2 separate regions of the Homo sapiens genome follow, and region 1 is linked to region 2. A link is a contact called in ENCODE Hi-C or POLR2A ChIA-PET data. All regions are on one chromosome and are shown on one strand. The core of a region is the stretch at or near the end of the contact, and the rest is flanking DNA. Distances in the headings are between cores, read along the strand shown.

Region 1 (2,891 bases), core at 364-2,863, 240 kb before region 2:
AGAGTACAAAACTCAGGGCAGCTGCAGTGCAAGTGGGGCACACACACATGAGATTCCATCACCCAGGCAGCATTCCTGAGCCTTGGGGGACTGGTTTCCAATGATTCTTAGGCTTCTGTCATTCTTTGCTGCCTATCTGTAAGTAATAAATCCAGTTCATGTAAATTGTTGTATTAAATATATGAATGTGTTTTCTCACTGGACTCAGACAAGTTGGTAACCAGCATACAGTGAACTTGCTTCATAGAGTCTAATACCTTTTTGTTCAGTTTATACATGTTTACTGAGCTGGGCATCACTATATGCTCTTCTTCCTTCTCCACCCTGCTATGTTCCCAGCTAGGTTGAGCTGTGTGGTTGGGTTTGGCCAAAGAGAGGCATTAGCAAGATACTGAAAAACAAGAGGAGAGTCAAGGGACTTATAGTCTCCTCCTTCCTGCCACAAACCATAGGTTCCTTCTAAAAAAGGTACAACTCCTATCAGACTGCCCCCTTCCCTTGAACCTTCAGATTCAGGGTTCTACACCGAATCTTGTTTCATTGTTTTTGTTTTTAAATCTTGCCCATGCCTTTGTAGATAGTACCTTTATAAAACTCTCCTCAATTACACAGGCTGAGAGTGCCACTTGCTTACTGCCAGAACTCTGTATGCATACAACCCAAAATGGACTCTGCCAGTGATTAGATTTGTGAGGTAAGAAACAAAACAAAACTTTCACTGGGTACTAACCTACAGGTGTGTCAGTGTAGTGTTTTTACACATTAGCCCATTTAATGGTCACAATAAGCCTTTTCAGATAAGAAAACTGAATTTAGAGGGTTATGTTTCTTGCTAAAGATCACCAGGTATTAATATTAAGGATCAGGGTCAGACCAGAACTCGGCTAGGTCTGCCTCCCTAAACATCTGCTTTGCTCCAGGTACCATTAGCCCTGGAAAAAAGGCTTGGTAAGGGACTGAGGGGTAAAGGACGGATTACGACCATGTTTCTCCAAGGGGTCACCTGAGTACAATCACCTGGGATGCTTTTTCAAAATCTAGATTCTTGGACTGTATCTCTCTCAATCCTTTAGCTCTCAGTGGTTTTTGTGCCTCTATTTCGACACTCACCACATTGGATTGCAGGAATAGTCATTAACTCTTTTTTTTTTTTTTTAGACGGAGTTTTGCCCTTGTTGCCTAGGCTGGAGTACAATGGTGCAATCTTGGCTCAATGCAACCTCTGCCTCCTGGGTTCAAGCAATTCTTCTGCCTCAGCCTCCCAAGTAGCCGGGATTACAGGCATGCGCCACCACACCTGGCTATTTTGTATTTTCAGTAGAGATGAGGTTTCACTCTGTTGGTCAGGCTGGTCTTGAACTCCTAACCTCAGGTGTGATCCACCCACCTCGGCCTCCCAAAGTTCTAGGATCACAGGCGTGATCCACCGCCCCCGGCCGGATTGGTCATTAACTCTTATTTCAGCAGATACTCTTTCATTTGGGACACTGGTGTATTTGCACAAATTCTAGGCGCCCCACGCAGCGGCCTGGAGCCTGTCCCCAAGTCCAACCAATGGGAGTAGTGTTAAGGGCTCCGCCCTCGACTACTTTCCAGCGCTCGGCAAAGCCGCCAGGCCCGCCCACTGACTCCGCGGAGCTGGGTCGCCCCTGTTCTACCCAGATTGGGATGGCAGCGACGCTGATCCTGGAGCCCGCGGGCCGCTGCTGCTGGGACGAGCCGCTGCGCATCGCAGTGCGCGGCCTGGCCCCGGAGCAGCCAGTCACGCTGCGCACGTCCCTGCGCGACGAAGAGGGCGCGCTCTTCCGGGCCCACGCGCGCTACCGTGCCGACGCCCGCGACGAGCTGGACCTGGAGCGCGCGCCCGCGCTGGGAGGCAGCTTCGCGGGGCTCCAGCCCATGGGGCTGCTGTGGGCGTTGGAGCCCGAGAAAGCCTTGGTGCGGCTGGTGAAGCGCGACGTGCGGACGCCCTTCGCCGTGGAGCTGGAAGTGCTGGACGGCCACGACACCGAGCCCGGGCGGCTGCTGTGCCTGGCGCAGAACAAGCGCGACTTTCTCCGGCCGGGGGTGCGGCGCGAGCCGGTGCGCGCGGGCCCGGTGCGCGCCGCGCTCTTCCTGCCGCCGGATGAGTAGTCTGCCCAGAATTTGGTCGAGCTCTGCGACCCCCACCGGCCCCTTTCCTGTCCTGGGAATCGCGTGATTGTGGAACATCCCTGAACTTGTTCCTTCGCTCCAGAGTCTGTCATGGATTCTGAGTCTGGGCGTCCGCTGTTGCCCAGGCTGGAGTGCCGTGGCTGGATCGTAGCTCACACTGCAGCCTCGAACTCCTGGGCTCAAGTCCTCTCGCCTCAGCCTCCTGAGTAGCTACTCCAGTCTTTCCTTTTTAAGTTTCACGTCCCTCCCTGGAGGCACCACCACTTTAGCTATGTGCTGAATAGTGCATTCAACTTATTATATATTTATTGAGAGCCACTATGTGCCAGCCATGTGGTTTTGTTTGAATACGATATGGGCAAAACCTTAAGCTGATGTGCAAGAAGGATTTTTGCCTCCTTTCACATCAAACTTCCAAAGAAGCTAAAATCCACAGTATTGGCAATGCCCTTTAATTGTTTAAAAACACACACAAAACTGCCTGACAGTCCTCTCCCTTCTATCATAAACATGCTGTACGTGGTTCTCAACCTGCAATGATTAGCCGCCCTCCCTGGGGGAAATTTGGCAATATCTGGAGACATTTGTGGTTGTCATATCTGAAGGGAGAGGTGCTATTGGCATCTAGCAGGCAGAGGCCAGAGATGCTGCTAAACATTCCACAATGCACAGGACAACCACCAGAACAAAGAATTATCTTGCTGAAAATGTCTGTACTACTGAGGTTGAGGAACCCT
Region 2 (2,700 bases), core at 69-2,568:
GAGACAAGGTATCAGTCTGTCACCCAGGCTGGAGTGCAGTGGTGTGATCAAGGCTCGCTGCAGCCTACTGAGCAGCTGAGAGACTACCAGCAAGCACCACCACACCTAGCTAATTTCATTTTATTTTTTATTTTTTGAAGAAATGCGGTTTCACCACGTTGCCCAGGCTGGTCTCGAACTCCTGACTCAAGCAATCCACCTGCCTCTGCCTCCCAAAGGTCTGAGATTACAGGCGTGAGCCACTGCGTCCAGCCCCAAAACTAATTTAATATTGCAGGGCTTCTTTTCTATTTTGAAAGTGTTTCTTTTAAATCAAGTTCTAGATTACCTTTATTTTATACTACTACTTTTTGTCTATTTGAGCATTTTATTTTTCATCATTTGGTTTAAGTCATTACAAAAGGCATTGAAGGTCTGTCTACCTGTCCATGACAGATAAAAGAGATTAGCTCCTGTCTGAAAATGTTTGCAAAGTAGTGTAATTCTCCTAGTCCTTCCTGAAGCTTTCCCAAAGAAGCAAAAATATTCAGACATAAAGCTACCAGGAACTCCAACCTGTTTGATCACTATTCCCTTGCTCACCAACCTAGTCATCTTTCAGCTACTCCATGCATGACTTGTGCTGAGCTATTAGCTCCCACATGAATACAAGCAATTCTTATACCTGCCTAATTCAGATGATCTTTCTTAGGGTTTGAAGTCCCTGGGGATCCGAAGCTGTCCTAGGTATACACTTCTCTCAACCCAGTCCAGCACAAAAGGAGACGACTAACGATGAATGAAATTGAGAAATCAGCCCACACTGGTAATCTTGGAGGAATTTGGTATTCTTCGTGAAATAAAAGAGGCGCAAAGGGGCCCTGGATTAGGGTCCGGAGAGAGGGGTTTTATCCCAGCACTGCCCCTAACCAGCTGAAAGGTAGGTGGTCCAATCACATCAGCTCTCCGAGACTCAGTTTCCCCATCTATAAAACAAGGAGTAGGCTTGACGGTCCCTGTCTCACTATAATTTCCCAATCGAGGTTCAGGGAGAAATCCACAAAACTAATAAAACTTCTTCACGGACTGCTAAATGTGAACTCACTGGTCAAGGCTGCAAGATTTGCTCTTTGGGTCAAGGCAGTAGGGGCGGCCACAAGGAACCAATCTCAGTTAAGTTATTAATGCACTTTGCCCAGACTAGTAACTCTCCCCTGACGTTCCGCATTTCCCTTGCTTCTCCCGGAAACGTGGGGCGCCCAGGAATCCTAAACTTCCAATCCCTAAGCTTCCAAACCCCGCCCCTGGGAGGGGAGGGGGCGCGGAGCCGGGCCTAGTCGCGCGCCTGCGTACTGCGGTCAGAGGGCCGAGGCCTGGGGGCGAGCTGGGGTCGTGCAGTACAGCCTCTTTCCGGCAAATCACGCGAGATTTCGTTCACCCGGGCTCCACAGGGTCAGTGACGCGCGAGCGGCTCCCGCGACTGTGGCTCCCGAAGCTGCTTCGGGCCCCAGCGGTGAGGAAGAAGACTCTCAACCAGGGTGACTTCTAGGCGTCCTCCCGGAGCTACCGGGGACACTGGCGTTATTGCCCGCAACACTGAGATAGGGAATGCTCGAGAAACAGAAGCAGGTTTTGGGGTTTTTTTTGAATTACTGGGGGAAAGCAACCTGAGGTTTTGACGTAATTGTGTTTGAGGTGCCTCTGAAACTTTCATTTAACACAGATTTGTTGAGCACGTACCATGCGCCGGGCATAGGGGATTGGACTCACATTTTTTTGTGTGTGTGACGGAGTCTCGCTCTGTCTGTCGCCCAGGTTGGAGTGCAGTGGCGCGATCTCGGCTCACTGCAGCCTCCATCTCTCGGGTTCAAGCGATTCTCCTGCCTCAGCCTCCCGAGTAGCTGGGATTACTACTGCGCCCGGATAATTTTTTGTATTTTTGGTAGAGACGAGATTTCACCGTGTTAGCCAGGATGGTCTTGATCTCCTGACCTCGTGATCTGCCTGCCTCGGCCTCTCAGAGTGCTGGGATTACAGGCGTGAGCCATCGCGCCCGGCCTGGATTCACATCATTGAACAAAGCAGACGAGTCCTTATCCTCTTAGCGCTGACGAGCTGGGCAGTTAGTTTGAAATTCTGGGCTAGAGACGCAAATTATTATTAATTTCCATATAAAGTGGTTGGTAGGAGGAGCCACAGGGCTCAGGGAGGTCACTGAGAAAGGGAAGAGCAAGATAGGAATCTCCACATGCAAGACTTCGGGAGGGGAAGGGGGAGACCAGAAAACCGGAAGGGGAGGAGAAGACTGGCAGAGAGATCCAGAAAGACACGTGGTTTGTTTGTTTGTTTTTTGAGACAAAGTCTCGCTCTGTTGCCCAGGCTGGAGTGTCCTGGCTGGATCTCGGCTCACTGCAGCCTCAGTCTCCTGGGTTCAGGCAGTTCTCCAGCTTCAGCCTCCTGTGTAGCTGGGACTATAGGCGCCCACCACCACGCTTAATTTTTGTATTTTTAGTAGAGCGGGGTTTTCCCATGTTGGCCAGACTGGTCTCGAATTCCTGGCCTCAAGTGAGCCTCCCACCTCAGCCTCCCAAAGTGCTGGAATTACAGGTGTGAGCCACGGCTCTGGGCCCAGAAAGATACGTTTTATAACAAGGCGTGGTCAACAGGGTTGCTAGTGGCAGAATAATCGCACGAAATAAGGGTATTAAAAGGTATTAGGAA

Evidence for each region. A loop is a pair of places that touch in the nucleus more often than their neighbours do. ChIA-PET counts read pairs that join two places held with the same protein, here RNA polymerase II (POLR2A). Pooled maps may share reads with other maps.
Region 1: a loop to region 2 is called in a pooled map, with 5 times the contacts of the local background. The contact joins the promoter of ACOT6 here to the promoter of PTGR2 in region 2. A Hi-C loop is called at or near these places in 6 of 50 pooled maps. POLR2A ChIA-PET finds 5 or more read pairs at or near these places in 5 of 52 experiments (BJ, CD4-positive, alpha-beta T cell, CD4-positive, alpha-beta memory T cell and 2 more).

What each region holds. Positions count from the first base shown.
Region 1 is chr14:73,610,904-73,613,794 of GRCh38, forward strand. ACOT6 (acyl-CoA thioesterase 6) reads left to right here and starts at 1,614. Exons shown (of 3, transcript NM_001365788.1): 1 at 1,614-2,129. The coding sequence starts at 1,669. It also overlaps a transcript of HEATR4 not described here. RefSeq lists enhancers at 1,725-1,774, 1,792-2,291, 1,825-1,874.
Region 2 is chr14:73,850,513-73,853,212 of GRCh38, forward strand. It overlaps PTGR2 (prostaglandin reductase 2), which reads left to right and starts at 1,319. Exons shown (of 10, transcript NM_001146154.2): 1 at 1,319-1,431. RefSeq lists a silencer at 1,053-1,455 and an enhancer at 1,065-1,114.